Regions from separate parts of the Homo sapiens genome. Here region 1 is linked to region 2. A link is a loop called in an ENCODE intact Hi-C map of the cell type or tissue named here. Cell type or tissue: natural killer cell. All regions are shown on one strand. Links, peaks and the distances in the headings refer to the core of each region. The heading gives the core; the rest is flanking DNA. Region 1 overlaps IQGAP1 (IQ motif containing GTPase activating protein 1). Region 2 overlaps CRTC3 (CREB regulated transcription coactivator 3).

Region 1 (8,337 bases), core at 179-8,178, 160 kb before region 2:
ATCATGATTGTGTCTCTTTCCGGAGATATTCTGTGCATGTAAATACAAATTACTTTGATTTGTTTAGAAGTGGTTGCACACTGTACATTTTGCTTTACATCTTTTTGTTGTTGTTTTTTGAGATGGAGTCTTGCTCTGTTGCCCAGGCTGGAGTGCAGTGGTGTGATCTCGGCTCATTACAACCTCCACCTCCAGGGTTCAAGCGATTGTCCCGCCTCAGCCTCCCAAGTAGATGGGACTACAGGCAATCCGCCATCAGGCCTGGCTAATTTTTGTATTTTTAGTAGAGACAGGGTTTCACCATGTTGGCCAGGCTGGTCTTGAACTCCTGACCTTAGGTTATCTGCCCGCCTTGGCCTCCCTAAGTGTTGGGCTTACAGACATGAGCCACCGTTTTGCTTTGCATCTTAAAATTCATTCCATATGAGTGAATGTGGAATGAAGTGCCTCTTTTTTTCCTTCACAGTTTTAGTTTTCGGTTTTGAAGTTAACCTGTCAACGGACATTTTCTCCTCAGCTTTTGCTGTTATAAAAAGTCACTTTGTAGGTATGCCATTGTGCATGTATGAGTATTCTTGCAGGATAAATTTCTAAAAGTGTAATTTCTGGGTCAAAGGGAATATGCATATTTAGTTCTCAAAAATATTGCCAATTTGCTCTCGTAAGAGGTTGTACCAGTTTGCACATCTGCCTGTCAATAATGTACATATAAGAAGGCTGTTTCCGCTTTAATTTTACCAACCCAGAGTATTACAGATTTTTTACATTTGCCAGTTTCATAGGTGAAAATGGTATTTCATTGTAGCTATTTTGGATTATCTAATTATGAGTGAAGATGAGCATCTTTACATGTGTTTAAAAGCCATTTGTATGTTCTTTTCTGTGAACTTTTTCGGTAGAATCCTTTGCTCATTTTTCTATTGGATTATTCATCTTTTTCTTATTCATTGTGGTAAGAGCTCTTTATATATTGAGGAAATTGGCTCGTTGTACACCGTGGGTGTTATAAATATTCATTCCACTTTGTCCTTTAATTTTTTTTTTTTGAGAAAGTCTCATTCTGTTGCCCAGCCTGGCGTGCAGTGGCCCGATCTTGGCCAGGTTCAAGCGATTCTTGTGCCTCATCCTCCCGAGGAACTGGGATTACAGGCGCGTATCACCACACTCAGCTAATTTTTGTATTTTTTTAGTAGAGACAGGGTTTTGCCATGTTGGCCAGGCTGGTCTTGAACTCCTGATCTCGGGTGATCCACCTGCCTCGACCTCCCAAAGTGCTGGGATTACAGCCAAGAGCCACCTCACCTGGCCATTGTCCTTTAAATTTTGACTTTGTATTTCAAATAAAGTTTTAAAACATATTTGAACTTACTAATATTTTACTTTTAGTTTTTGAATTTTTTGCATGATTTTTAAAGAGTCTTATCTATACTGAGATTATATAAAAACATTCTCCCATGTTTTCCTCTAGTATGTTTAGGATGTAAAGTGTTTTAATATTTAACTCTTTGATCCATTTGGAATTTATTTTGGTGTGAGGAGTAAGATAGATCCTGCTTTTTTGACTTTTGAATCGTATTTTACATTTTGAGTCTTAGCAGTGTCTTAGGAAATGTGCTCTGGAGGGTGTCTTGTGCTCTAGTTTATGAACTGATATCTTAATTTTTTTCAGAACAAGGCAGCTTCAACTGTTGAGCTTTTTGAAACATATGGCTTAACTATCATTTTAGGGAATTTGGTTAGGATTTTCCAGAGTGCTTTCAAGCAAGTTATATTGTAATGCTAAACAGATTAATATCGTGTAGTAAAGTTGGCGTTGAGAAAACAGGTTTTGAATTAACAGCTTTGACATAAAGACTGTGAAGAGATTACTAGACTTGCCAAACTAACATAATTTATTCTTTGTGTAAAGGAGAGTGCAAATTTGGAGTTTGAAAAACTGTGTGGCTGACTTTCTAGATCAGTATTTTTTGAGGTATATTGTGCTGTGACATTAAAGAAAGGGTTTAGTGGTGAAATAAGCTTCAGAAATACTGAGTTAAACCAAGCCAAATATTATTCAAGTGGCAAATTATTTGGAATCTTTGTCATAGACTTGTAAATTCTGAGTCTCCAAGGCAAAGGATAGTGTATGCAATATTCCTCAAACCTACTTTATCAATAGTGTTCCAGGTTTTTTTTTTTTTTCTGGTTTGCGAACACTTTTTTTTCTATCAGTTACGGATTTGAGGGACTATTTTTTCTTTCTTTTACTTTATTTTTTATTTTTGGACTCTAAGACTTTCTTCAGAGACTATTTCAAATAAGAATTTGGGAGATGTTCATGGTCACTTCTCAGCTATTTTGTGTTTTATGATAGTTAGTTTACATTCTCCGTTGAGTTATCCTGTTCTTGGCTTATAGAGCTTAAATTAAAGCCATAATTGTACTAATTGGATAGGTATAATTGCTCAGTGATCTTTAAGGCATTGCAAAGGACGGGAGTGTGGTTTTTAAAAATGAGGGGTGCAAATGTACTAATTATTAAAAAGGAAAAGATAAATATGACAAATTCTGGTCTAGTAAACTAGTTTCTGGCCAAACATTGGACCAGAAAAATTCCAGAGCACATTGTCAGATGCATAACTTATGAACACTTAGCGAGAAAAGTGATGCTTGGGAGCCAACATGGGCTCCCTAAAAAAAGCCCTGTCACATTAACATCATTTCCTTTTGGACAGGGTCACCAGATTGGTGAATCAGAGAAAAACACACGCCTGGCAATTTTTTGTATTTTTAGTAGAGACGGGGTTTCACCGTGTTAACCAGGATAGTCTTGATCTCCTGACCTGGTGATCCACCCGCCTCAGCCTCCCAGTGCTGGGATTAGAGGCGTGAGCCACCGTGCCCGGCCGGGGTTTGTTTTTGGTTGATGAAAGTGTTCTGGAATTAGATAGTGATGACGGTTGTACAACATTGTGAATATTCTAAAAGCAACTGAATTGTATATTTTAAATGAGTTTACGTTACGAATCGTATCTCAGCAAAAAGAGCTGCAGATTTTTAGTTCAGAGAAAGCACTTTTAGGGCATGTTATTTGTAAACATTTTTATTGGGACTTACTAGGGCGTCAGTGATGTGTCAGTGAAGTTAGGATTTTACTTGTTTCTAGAGAGATAGTTAATATATTGTAAGGCACATTTTGCTTTCAATGTACCGTGAATCTAATAATGAAATTCAATAGTAATAAGTGTGATGTCCTACATTGGAGTTCAAAAAGTGTATAGGATAAGGGAGAGAAGTAGCGTTAGTGGGAATAACGTTGGTGGGAAACGAAAACAAAATGAAAGAAACCTGAGAAGTTCATTAACTCATTAGTAGATATATGGTATATGCAGCCAAGGAAAAGATGGTTCCACTGTCCTCTGGACTAATCAGAGGCTTCCTGAAATTGGTGTTTAGTTCTGGAGGCCATACTTTAAGATGGATCTCGTAGTCTAGAGCAAGGATGTTAGATTTGTGGTAGGTTATTTTACACCCACAGCAAGCACTGCTGATAGATCAGAATCCTTTTCAACGTAGAAGCTGAGGAACCACTCCCAATCAGTGGGTGTTGGTTGTCCATTAGTTGAGACTTAGTTGTTGCTCTGGGATGAGAGCGTGTTCGATGAGTATGACCAGGATGATAAAGGGTCTACCAATTATGATCTATGAAGAATAATTGGGAATACTGAGGCTATATAAAATGGAAACAAGATTTAGAAGAAATATAAAATCAGAATCTCAGAAGCTCAACCTTTCATCTAGTTTAGGAATTCAGTCAACTGTTATATTAACATTTTACCTACTTTACTAAAAAATTCCTGAGAGATGGGAGGGGAGTTCATTTTGTCAGATGTGGTGCCAGGGGAACAGAACTAGACAATGGAAATCTGCTTAATAGGAGGATAGTTTCTTATATAACAATAAGAAATTTCCAAACGGTGTCTGAGCTGCTTTGGGAAAACCCGTGTTGCAGATTTTCAGGTTTAGACTGTGTAACAGTTTAATGGAAGATTGTTATGTTCTAACCTAAGTATTTTCTCGTTATTTAAAAACAATTTTTATTTCATTTCCTGTGTTATTAAAAACTATTTTTATTTTGAATGACTTGATACTATTCCATTGCTCATTTTTTCTAACATGGCTAAGAAGTTGGGAAAATTCCTCCAATAAAATAATTACTTTAAAGCAAGTAAAACACGTTTTTAGCTCCTCCATTGTTCAGGACACTCTGGGAGAACTGAAGAAGATGCGAAAGTATAAAACAGTCCTGCCCTTAGGAGCTTACGGATTAATTGAAGACAGGGCATAAACATTTGAAAAGTTACCCAACATCAGAGAATGAGAGGTCTCAGTGTCACAAGGCAATATGTAATTGCTGAGGAAATGATGCAAATAGTTAATGTGTGAGAGTTTAGACAGGGAAAGATTATTTTATGGCTGGGTTTTTCAGGATAAGCTGACATTGTATGGTCAGGCGTTTCCCTTTCAAGGGAAAGCATAACACTATGTATACTTGTCTTGTTCTCTGTGCTCCTTTAGAGTTGAAGCTCTTTCCACTTCCTGGTACCCAATGGCACCTCTCACCACAGTGCTTTTTACAAAGTAGGTGCTTGGGGATATTGTTAAGTTGAATGAGTACAGAGTTGTGTGGTATGTGGGGGTTGTGGTAGGAAAAAGAATTTCAGTGTTATGGTGATAAGAGCTTGGGGTAATTTTCTGTTTTGGTTTTTGTTTTTCTTTTATTATTTGGTTATAATTGAGACCAGGAGTAATACGGTCCCTAAGCAAGAGAGAAAGAGCAGTGTGTGTCTTTCAGTAGAGTCTTTCTAATTTATTCAAAGATAAATTAGAAAAGGATTCTACCCTTATGTACATAAATAACTATTAGGCGATAAAGAGATATAAAGTGCCATAAGAAAGTTTAGAGGAAGTTTGGAACGAGAAGAGATTATTTCTGATGGTAGGTCATGAAAAGGTTCGTGGAGGAGAGGTGACTTTTGAAGGTAACATTTGAATTGGCAGGGATGGGTGGGGCTGATCACCTAAAAGTTATACTAAACCTTGTATTCTTTGTGGGCATCCCTGTCTCTACCTTCCTGCATCGTGGCTTGATGACATCTATTTTCTCTCAAAACTTCTTCACATTTTGGCCCTAACAAATTTACCCCATCTCATTTAACATGCTATCACTTAAAAAATTAATTAATTAATTTTTAGAGAAAGGGTCTTGCTCTCTTGCCCAGGTTGGAGTGCAGGGGTGCAATCATAGCTCATGGCAGCCGGGAACTCTTGGGCTCCAGCCATCCCCAGACCTCAGCCTTGTGAGTAGCTGGGACTGCAGATGCATGCCACCATGCTGGCTTAACATGCCATCTTGACCTCTTTCCCTGTAGCAGTGGGAAAAACGTATTTTTCTCCTAACACTTAACCTTCTATGTGTGATCTAGATCCTATCCCTTCTTGTCTTCTAGGGTTCTTATTCCAATATTATTTTCCCAACTATAACTTGCACTTTTTTTCCTGCTGCTTCTTTCTCTTTAGCACATGAACATCCTCACCCATTCAAGATACACTTCCTTACTCCTAGATACCCTGATTGTTTTCCCCTCTTTGTTCTTTCAAGGAAAATTTCCTATATTCACTTTTTTTTTTTTTTTTTTTTTAGATAAGGTCTGGCTCTATCACTCAGGCTGGAGTGCAGTGGCACGATCTCGGTTCATTGCAACCTCCACCTCCCGGCTTCAAGCGATTCTCCTGCCTCAGCCTCCTGAGTAGCTGAGATTATGGGTGCCCGCCACAACAGCCAGCTAATTTTTGTATTTTTAGTAGAGATGGGGTCTTACCATGTTGGCCAGGCTGGTCTCGAACTCCTGACCTCAAATGATCCACCCGCCTTGGCCTCCCAAAGTGCTGGGATTACAGACGTGAGCCACTGCGCCAGGCCTTAATTTTTACATTTTTTTGTAGAAACGGGTTTCACTGGGTTGCCCAGCCTGGCCTCGAACTTACGAACTCAAGTGTTCTACTCACCTTGGCTTCCCAAAATGCTGGGATTGCAAGTGTGAGCCACTGTGCCCTGCCCCTATATTCACTTCCTTAACTTAACTCATTTGGATGTAATTCCTGTGCCTTCCTTTTCCCCATTGAAATTTCTCTTGCTTAGTTCCACCAACAGTGTAAAAGTGTTCCTATTTCTCCACATCCTCTCCAGCACCTGTTGTTTCCTGACTTTTTAATGAGCGACATTCTAACTGGTGTGAGATGGCATCTCATTGTGGTTTTGATTTGCATTTCTCTGATGACCAGTGATGATGAGCATTTTTTCATGTGTCTGTTGGCTGCATAAATGTCTTCTTTTGAGAAGTGTCTGTTCATATCCTTTGCCCACTTTTTGATAGGGTTGTTTGTTTTTTTCTTGTAAATTTATTTGAGTTCTTTGTAGGTTCTGGATATTAGCCCTTTGTCAGATGAGCAGATTGCAAAAATTTTCTCCCATTCTGTAGGTTGCCTGTTCACTGTGATGGTAGTTTCTTTTGCTGTGCAGAAGCTCTAGTTTAATTAGATCCCATTTCTCAATTTTGGCTTTTGTTGCCGTTGCTTTTGGTGTTTTAGACATGAAGTCCTTGCCCATGCCTATGTCCTGAATGGTATTTCCTAGTTCAACCATTGTGGAAGACAGTGTGGCAATTCCTCAAGGATCTAGAACTAGAAATACCATTTGACCCAGCCATCCCATTACTGGGTATGTACCCAAAGGATTATAAATCATGCTGCTATAAAGACACATGCGCACGTATGTTTACTGCGGCACTATTCATGATAGCAAACACTTGGAACCAACCCAAATGTCCATCAGTGATAGACTGGATTAAGAAAATGTGGCACATATACACCATGGAATACTATGAAGCCATAAAAAAGGATGAGTTCATGTCCTTTGTAGGGACATGGATGAAGCTGGAAACTATCATTCTCAGCAAACTATCACAAGGACAGAAAACCAAACACCGCATGTTCTCACTCATAGGTGGGAATTGAACAATGAAAACACATGGACACAGGGTGGGGAACATCACACACTGGGGCCTGTTGTGGGGTAGGGGGAGGGGAGAGGGGGGAGGGACAGCATTAGGAGATATACCTAATGCTAAATGATGAGTTAATGGGTGCAGCACACCAACATGGCACGTGTATACATATGTAACAAACCTGCATGTTGTGCACATGTACCCTAGAACTTAAAGTATAATAAAAAAAAAAAAAAAGAAAAAACATTCCCAAGATCCCCTCAAAAAAAAGAAAAAGAAAAAGAAATTTCTCTTGCTCATATCACCAATGGCCTAATTGCTATGTCCCATGGAAATTTTTCTAGTACTTAATCTCTGCAGCATATGTCACTCTTTCCTGTTCAATTCATGGAGTTTTCTTCCTTTTAATTGGGTATCTTTTTTATGCTTTTTGAATTTCGAACTGTGTATTGAAGTATTGACCTGTGTAAAAAATATATTGCCTATCTAAGAAAATCAGTTAGCATTCCTCTGGGAAACTCACTTGGCCATCCATCCTTACCCCAGGTCTAAGTTAGATGTTCCTCTCTCATGTATCTTTATTATAACTTTTCTCTTTCCTAATGCACTGTTAGCCTTAGAAGGCAAGTACTACGTTCTTTCTTTCTTTCTTTTCTTTTCTTTTCTTTTTTTTTGGAGACAGGGTCTCACTCTGTTACCCAGGCTGGAATGCAGTGGTGTGATCTGGGCTCACTGCAGCCACAACACCCCCAGGCTCAGATGATCCTCCTTGTCTCAGCCTCCCAAAGTGCTGGGATTATAGGCGTGAGCCACCTCACCTGGCAGTACTGTGTTCTTAATGTATATCATAGTTAACCCCCACTCCCTTATTTTCTTACTAAATAATAGGTGTGAAAATTAAATTTTTGACATATATGGCTCTAGCAGAGGATTGCTTTTACAGAGAAATAGGTGCCTGTCTTCTACTTTGTAGAGGACTCTTACCTGTTGTTTTCTTCTCAAGAGCTGCTCACAGGTTAGTAATGATTAGGCTGTAGAGCTGCTCACAGGTTAGTAATGATTAAGCTGTAGCTTCTGAGACTTAGCTATCATCTAGATTTAACTCAGTTTTGGAATTTCATTTCATTTCATTTAAGATTAAAAGGTCTTTCATGCTCCATGGTAAGTGGTAAACTAGGGATGGATGGATAGATAGACAGCTGACCATGGTAATGTTTCACCAGACTCTGGATCTGAAGACTTGATCAAGGAGTAAGTAATCTATTAGCCGAGACTTAAACAAACGAAA
Region 2 (8,337 bases), core at 294-8,293:
CCAGTTCTGTCTTGCCCATGGTCAAACCATTATCTCTAAAACTCCACCTTCTAAGCTACCTCTGACCCTTCGAATTTGCCATGGTTAGAAAAATCAGGAAAATAGGAAACCTAACCAGCAAAGAAACATCTGGGAGTGTATTTGTTGTCACTGTAAGCAATGACACATAGATTAAAACAATAAGATACCATAGGCAGGAATGGATAGAGTATGGACTCAAGAGTAAGGCAGCTTGGGTTCAAAGCCTGTCTCTACCCATTACAAGCCTTGTGTTCAACAATTTAACCAACCTTCCTTCCTTCCTTCCTTCCTTCCTTCCTTCCTTCCTTCCTTCCTTCCTTCCTTTCATGGAGTTTCGCTCTTTTTGCCCAGGCTGGAGTGCAATGATGCGATCTTGGCTCACCGCAACCTCTGCCTCCCGGGTTCAAGCGATTCTCCTGCCACAGCCTCCCGAGTAGGTGGGATTACAGACATGCGTGACCACGCTGGCTAATTTTGTATTTTTAGTTTTTAGTAGAGACGGGGTTTCTCCATGTTGGTCAGGCTGGTCTTGAACTCCCGACCTCATGTGATCCACCCACCTCAGCCTCCCAAAGTACTGGGATTACAGGTGTGAGCCACCGTGCCTGGCCAATGTAAGCTTTCTAAGTCTCGGTTTCTTAATCTGTAAGGTGGGGATAATAATAGTAGCACTTCACAGTGTCGTGAGGATTAAACGAGATAATGTATACGAAGCATCTAACACTGTACCTAGAGCATATAAATGCCAATAAAGGCTAATTATCAAAGTCATAACTTAGCCTTTTTACCCATTAAATTAGGACAAATTTTTGAGTGATATTCAGTGTTGGTGAGTGGGTAATGCAATGTGCTCTTGTATACAGGCACACCTTGTTTTATTGTGGTTTGCTTTTTCTGCTTTACAGATACTGTGCTTTTTACAAGTTGAAGGTTTGTGGCAAACCTGCATGGAGCAAGTCTATTGGTGCCATTTTTCAATGGCATGTGGCTCACTTCATGTCTCTGTTGCATTTCAGTAAATCTTGCAACATTTCAAACTTTTTCATTATTATATCTGTTATGGTGATCTGTAATCGGTGATCTTTGGTATTACTGTTGTAATTGTTTTGGGGTCCCGTGAACATCACCCACATAAGTTGGTGAACTTAATCAAGAGAAATGTTGTGTGTCTTCTGACTGCTCCATTGATCAGCCATTCCTGTGTCTCTCCCCCTCCTTGGGCCTCCCTCTTCCCTGAGATAACAATATTGAAATTAGGCCTCTAAGTGTTCAAGTGAAAGAAAGAGTTGCATGTCTTTCACTTTAAATAAAAAGCTGCAAATGATTGAGGTTAGTGAGGAAAGCATGTTGAAAGCCAAGGTAGGACAAATTCTTGAAGGAAATTAAGTGCTATTCTGATGAACACACAAATGATAAGAAAGTGAAACAGCCTTATTTGCTCATAAGGAGAAAGTTTAAGTGGTCTGGATAGATCAAACTAGCCACCACATTCCCTTAAGCCAAAGGCTAATCTAGAGCAAAGCCTAACTCTCTTCTGTTCTATGAAGACTGAGAGAGCTGAGGAAGCTACAAAAGAAAAGTTTGAAGCTAGCAGAGGTTGGTTCATGAGGTTTAAGGAAAGAAGCCATCTCACCCAGGCGCAGTTTCTCATGCCTGTAATCCCAGCATTTTGGGAGGCTGAGGTGGGTGGATCGCTTGAGGTCAGGAGTTTGAGACCATCCTGGCCAATATTGTGAAACCCCGTCTCTACTAAAAATACAAAAATTAGCCGGGCATGGTGGCGTGTGCCTGTAGTCGTAGCTACTTGGAAGGCTGAGGCAGGAGAATTGCTTGAACCCAGGAGGCGGAGGTTGCAGTGAGCCGAGATCATGCCACTGCGCTCCAGCCTGGGTGACAGACCAAGACTCTGTCTATTAAAAAAAAAAAAGAGGAAGAAGAAGCCAACTCCATAACATAAAAGTACAGGATGAAGCAAGAATTGCTGCTATAGAAGCTGCAGCAAGTTATCCAGAAGATCTGGCTGAGGTCATTGCTGAATGTGGCTGCACTCAGCCACAGATTTTCTTTCCTCCTTTCTTTTTTTTTTTTTTTTGAGACAGAGTCTTGCTCTGTCGCCCAGGCTGGAGTGCAATGACACAATCTCAGCTCACTGCAACATCCACCTCCCAAGTTCAAGCAATTCTCTTGCTTCAGCCTCCCGAGTAGCTGGGATTATAGGTGCCCGCCACCACACCTGGCTAATTTTTGTATTTTTAGCAGAGACAGGGTTTCACTATGTTGGTCAGGCTGGTCTCGAACTCCTGACCTCAGGTAACTCACCCTTCTTGGCCTCCTGAAGTGCTGGGATTGCAGGTGTGAGCCACCGTGCCCAGCCTGCATTTTCAACATAGATGAAACAGTCTCTTTTGGAAGCAGATGCCATCTAGGACTTTAATTCCTGGCTTCAAAGCTCCAAAGGACACTTCGATTCTGTTGTTAGAGACTAATGCAGCTGGTGACTTGAAGTGGTTTCAAAATCAACGCTTATTACCATTCCTAAAATCCTAGGGCCCTTAAGAATTATGTTAAATATACCCTGCCTGTGCAGTATGAGTGGAATAACAAAGCCAGGATGACGGTACATGTGTTTGCAGCATGGTTTACTGTACATTTTAAGCCCACTGTTGAGACCTACTGCTCAGAAAAAAAAGATTCCTTTCAAAATATTGCTGCTCAATTCAGTGCTTTTTCTTGGTTGATAAAAAACAAACAACTAAAATATTACTCCTGGCTGGGCTTGGTGGCTCACATCTATAATCCCAGCACTTTGGGAGGCCGAGGCAGGTGGATCACCTGAGGTCAGCAGTTCAAGAACAGCCTGGCCAACATGGTGAAACCCTGTCTCCACTAAAAATAGAAAAAATTAGCCGGGCATGGTGGCGCATGCCTGTAATCCCAGCTACTCGGGAAGCTGAGGCAGGAGAATTGCTTGAACCCGGGAGGCAGAGGTTGCAGTGAGCCAAAATTGTGCCATTGTACTCCAGCCAGGGCAACAAGAGTGAAACTCCGTCTCAAAAAATAAATAAATAAATAAATAAATAAAATATCACTCCTCGTTGACAGTGCACCTAATCATCCAGGAGCTCTGATGGAAATGTAGAAGATTAGTGTTTTTATGCCTTCTAACACAACATCTGTTCTGCAGCCCATGGATCAAGAAGTAATTTCAACTTTCAAGTCTTATTATTTAAGAAATACATTTCATAAGGCTATATATAGCTGTCATAGATAGTGATTCCGCTGATGGATCATGGCACAAAGCATACTGAAAACCTTCTGGAAAGGGTTCACTCTTTTAGATGCCATTAAGAACATTCATGGTTCATAGGAAGAGGTCACAACCTTATCAACATGAGCAAGAGTTTAGATGAAGTTGCTTCTAACCCTATTGGATGACTTTGAGGGGTTCAAGACTTCAGTGGAAGAAGTAACTGCAGATGTGATTGAAATAGCCAGAGATCTAGAATTAGAAGTGGAGCCTGAAGATGTGACTGAATTGCTGCAATCTCATAAAACTTGAATGGATGAGGAATTGCTTCTTGTGGATGAGCAAAGAAAGTGGTTTCTAGAGATGGAATCTACTCCTGGTGAAGATGTTGTGACCATTGTTAAAATGACAAAGGATTTTAAAATACCACATAAGTTTATTAAATCAGAAGTAGAGTTCGAGAGGATTGACTCCAATTTTTTTTTTTTAAATAGTCTCGCTCTGTCACCCATGCTGGAGTGCAGTGGTGCAATCTCAGCCTACTGCAACCTCTGCCTCATGGGTTCAAGCGATTCTCCTGCCTCAGCCTCCCGAGTAGCTAGGATTACAGGCACATGCTACCATGCCTGGCTAATTTTTGTATTTTTAGTAGAGATGGGGTTTCATCATATTGGCCAGGCTGGTCTTGAACTCCTGGCCTTAAGTGTTCCACCTGCCTTGGCCTCTTAAAGTGCTGGGATTACAGACCTATTGACTCCAATTTTGAAACAAGTTCTATTGTGGGTAAAAGTGTTACCCAGCAGCATCACATGGTACAGAGAAATCTTTTGTGAAAGGAAGTTGATACAGCCAACTTCGTTGTTGTCATATTTTAAGAAATTTCCACAGCCACCCCAACGTTCAGCAACCACCACTGATCAATCAGTGGCCTTCAACATCGAGGCAAGACCCTCTACTAGGAAAAAGATTACAACTCACTGAAGGCTCAAATGATCCTTAGCATTTTTTAGCAATAAAGTATTTTTAAATTAAAGTGTATATATTTTTCATGCATAATGCTATTGCACACTTAATAGACTACAGTATGGTGTAAACAAGTATAACGAAACTTTTTTTTTTTTTTTAAAGAGACAGAGTTTCTCCCGGTCACCCAGGCGAGAGTGCAGTGGTGCAATCATAGCTCACTGTAGCCTTGAACTCCTGGGCTCAAGCAGTCTTCCCATTCCAGCCTCCTGAGTAGCTGGAACTACAGGCATATGCCACCATGCCCAGCTAATAATTTTCATTTGAAAAATTTTTTTGTAGAGATAGAGTTTTTCTTTTTGGCCCAGGCTGGTCTCAAACTCCTGGCTTTAAGCCGTCTTCCTGCCTTGGCCTCCCAAAGTGCTAGGATTATAGGCATGAGCCACCATACATGGCCTGTAAACAAAACCTTTTTTTTTTTTTTTTTCTTGAGATGGAATTTTGCTCTTGTTGCCCAGGCCGAAGTGCAGTGGTGTGATCTTGACTCCCTGCAGCCTCTGCCTCCCTGGTTCAAACGATTCTCCTGCCACAGCCTCCCAAGTAGCTGAGATCACAGGCATGCGCCACCACACCTGGCTAATTTTGTATTTTTAGTAGAGATGGGGTTTCACCATGTTGGCCAGGCTGGTCTCAAACTCCTGAGACATATACCTGTTGTAAATTGGTATACGTCTTTTTTGCTTTTTGTTTTAGAAACAGGATCTTGCTCTGTCACCCAGGCTGGAGTGCATAGGTGTGATCATAGCTCACTGCAACCTCAAATTTCAAGATTCAAGCAATCCTCCCATCTTAGCTTCTGAAGTAGCTGGGATTGTAGGTTCACCCCGCCATGCCTGGCTAATTTTTTATTTTTTGTAGAGACAGAGTCTCACTATATTGCCTAGGCTGACATCTTTTCAAAAACAGTTTTGGAATATATATAAAGGATGTTAAGATAGTAATATTATTTGACAGATTCTACTTTGGGGACACTATCCTAAGAAAGTAATTTAATATCTGAAAAGAAAACCTGTAGCCTGATAATGTTGTAATATTATTTATTATAGTGAGTAATTGATTTCAGTAAAATATGATCTATCAGCTCAGTGCAGTTTGAAATTATGAATGTAAAGACTTCAGCTACATGAAAAAATATATTACTATGTTGAACAAAATACTTAAAAAGGAATACAATTATATGGACTGATGGTTATAGGAGTATATGAAGTTTTCACACAGTTGCTAGGACATAACTTGTTTGTCTTTAGTGTCTTTTTGACATTGCCAAAAGCTTCTGACACTACTTTTTTAAAAATGTGGCTTAAAAAATTGTCAAGTAATGAGCAAAACAGAGACTCTACTTCTGTGCCTTAGTCTCATTGCCAGTTGCCAGCCTCTGATTTCAGGTGGGTGTGAGGGATGGAGGGACAATGAGGGATGAGGCAGGGCTCGGAGATGGTCTAAGAAGTCACTTGTATCTCATGTGGGTTTCTTCTCTCAAATTCTTGAGTTTCTCTTTATAGACCCTCATTAGAAAAGTCGGTTATGTGGGCATCAGTATGAGCCCTTACTCTTGACTCCACCACTGTTAGGGACATCCTCAGTGAAATCCCTGACAATTTCTTCAGTAATACATATGTTATATAACACTCCTTTATAATGATTTTTTTGGGGAAAGAATAGTAATTCTTTAGATGCTAACCCAGCCGGCTGTAAACAAATCATGGTTCTTTAAAAACCATGGCTCACACCTGTAATCCCAGCACTTTGGGAGGCTGAGGCAGGTGAATTACCTGAGGTCCGGATAACAGTAATGCATCCTCATAAGAGTTCAAGCCAGTAATTAATGAAATACAAAGCCAAAGTCCCCAGAAATGAGAGATGGTTTGTGATGAGAGAGGATCTGGGGTGTCTGTGGTCTGTTACACACATTACTTGATGATAAAAACAGTGATCTTTACTTTGGCTTACAAAAGGCTCGTGCTTCAGCAGAGTGCAGCAAAATGTTCCCTGACCAAAACGACTGTGTCTGAAGGGCACAGCTTGGGGGAATACAGCTATGAAAAAAACTACACGAGGAACAAAAACATTGGATGAAAATAGTGGTTGTATTTGGAAGGTAGAATTATAATCCTCCCCTTTTCTACGTTCCTAAATTGTCCATAATGTGGTTATATTTTTTTAATAATAAAAGTCCAATTTAACAAATATTTATTGGACACTGCGTGTCAGACACAATGCTTGATGCTGGAGATACAATGACCCAGACAGGCACAGTCACTGCTTGGCGGAACTTCAGTCCAGTGGGAGAGGCAGATGATTTTACAAGTCATTGTGACACCATGTGACAAACCCACAATAGAGGAGTTCAGAGAGTGGCTGGATTGTGTCCGAGTGGTGCCTAACCCAAACGGGTTGGGAGGAGGTCCCAGGAAAGGCTTCCTGGAGGAAGAGGTGACTAAGCTGGGACCTGAGGGCTATATAACTGAAGATTGGAGTGAGGAGTGTTCTAAGCAAAAGAAGCTGCATTTGGCAAAGCTTGGAGGAACTGAAAGTTTGGTGACACTGGAGCATAGATTGAGCATGAGAAGGGAGTGGTGAGAGATGAGGCTGGAGCTTGAAGTAGGAACCAGATCACAAAGGACTTTGCTTTCTTATTAAGGAATTTGGATTTTGTCCTAAGGCGGTGTAAAGCTATTGGAAGGATATTCATTTGCTTGCCTGCTTGCTCACTTATTTATTCTTCCAAATTTGTTGTAGAAACTCAAATAATATGGAAGCATGAAACATGAAAAGTAAAAGTCTCCCCTTCTCTACTTCACACCCTCCCCCCAGTTCTAATCCCCATGGTACCTATTGCTAAGTGTTTCATCTGCACCCTTTCTGCAGTTTTCTGGGAAGTATATGCAAGCGTGTGTGTGTATATACATATTTTCTTTCTACACAAATGGAATCATGCTATACTGAATAACTCCCATCTTAAAAGCAAAACTTGACTGGGTGCAGTGGCTCACACCTGTAATCCCAGCACTTTGGGAGGCCGAGGCAGGTGGATTACCTGAGGTCAGGAGTTCAAGACCAGCCTGGCCAACATGGTGAAATCCCATCTCTACTGAAAATACAAAAATTAGCTGGGCATGGTGGTGTGTGCCTGTAATCCCAGCTACTTGGGAGGCTGAGGCAGGAGAATTGCCTGAGCCCAAGAGGCGGAGGTTGCAGTGAGCCAAGATTGCGCCATCGTACTCCAGCGTGGCTGACAGAGCGAGATTCTTTCTCAAAAAAAAAAAAAAAAAAAAGGCAGAACTTGATACACCTTAGGTATCTTTCTATGTCAGTACCTAAAGATATATATTCTTTCTAATGACAGCAGCACAGCCATTTATGTAGCTATCCCATCATTTATATAACCAGTCTCTTATTGAGAGACAATTAGATTATGTCTAGTTTTTCACTATTACAGAGGAAAACTGCAGGGAACATTCTTGTTATGATATCGTGTTGGATATTTACATAAGGGTATTTGTGAGATATGTTCCTAGAAGTAAAATAGCTGGGTAAGAAGGGTTGTACATTTAAAATTAAGGTAGATATTACCGTATTATTCCCTGTTAAGGTGATATCAATTTCTACTCTCACCAACATATGAGTGTCTGTTCTTTCATATACTCTTCCCCACTGGATATATCCTTTTTTTGATTTCTATTTTTTGAGATGGAGTCTCACTCTGTCACCCAGGCTGGAGTGCAGTAGTGCAATCTTGGCTTACTGTAACTTCCACCTCCCGGGTTCAAGCAGTTCTCCTGCCTCAGCCTCCTGAGTAGCTGGGATTACAGCTGTGCGTCACCATACCCAGCTAATTTTTGTATTTTTAGTAGAGACGGGGTTTCACCATGTTGGCCAGGCTGGTCTTAAACTCCTGACCTCAGGTGATCTGCCCACCTTGGCCTCCCAAAGTGCTGGGATTACAGGCGTGAGCCACCATGCCCCGCCAATATATCCATTTTTTAAAAAAACTGTGGTTAAAAAACACATAACTTAAAACTTAACATCTTGATTTATTTTTAAGT

Evidence for each region. Peaks named below come from ENCODE experiments on the same cell type or tissue, not always from the same donor. Only the 100,000 strongest peaks of a DNase experiment are listed, where the experiment ranks them.
Region 1: a loop joins it to region 2, with 4 times the contacts of the local background. A loop is called at or near these places in 2 of 110 quality-filtered maps.

Annotation. Positions count from the first base shown.
Region 1 is chr15:90,403,573-90,411,909 of GRCh38, forward strand. The region is part of intron 2 of IQGAP1 (IQ motif containing GTPase activating protein 1); the gene reads left to right. Among named protein-coding and RNA genes, the nearest start is that of IQGAP1, 19 kb to the left of the region's middle. RefSeq lists a silencer at 4,494-4,543. In natural killer cell, for the core only: no CTCF peak of the experiment used is centred there; a DNase peak (open chromatin) is centred at 4,639; H3K4me3 peaks cover 322 bases; H3K27ac peaks cover 4,563 bases.
Region 2 is chr15:90,564,616-90,572,952 of GRCh38, forward strand. The region is part of intron 2 of CRTC3 (CREB regulated transcription coactivator 3); the gene reads left to right. Among named protein-coding and RNA genes, the nearest start is that of CRTC3, 39 kb to the left of the region's middle. In natural killer cell, for the core only: no CTCF peak of the experiment used is centred there; DNase peaks (open chromatin) are centred at 2,036 and 4,076; H3K27ac peaks cover 3,791 bases.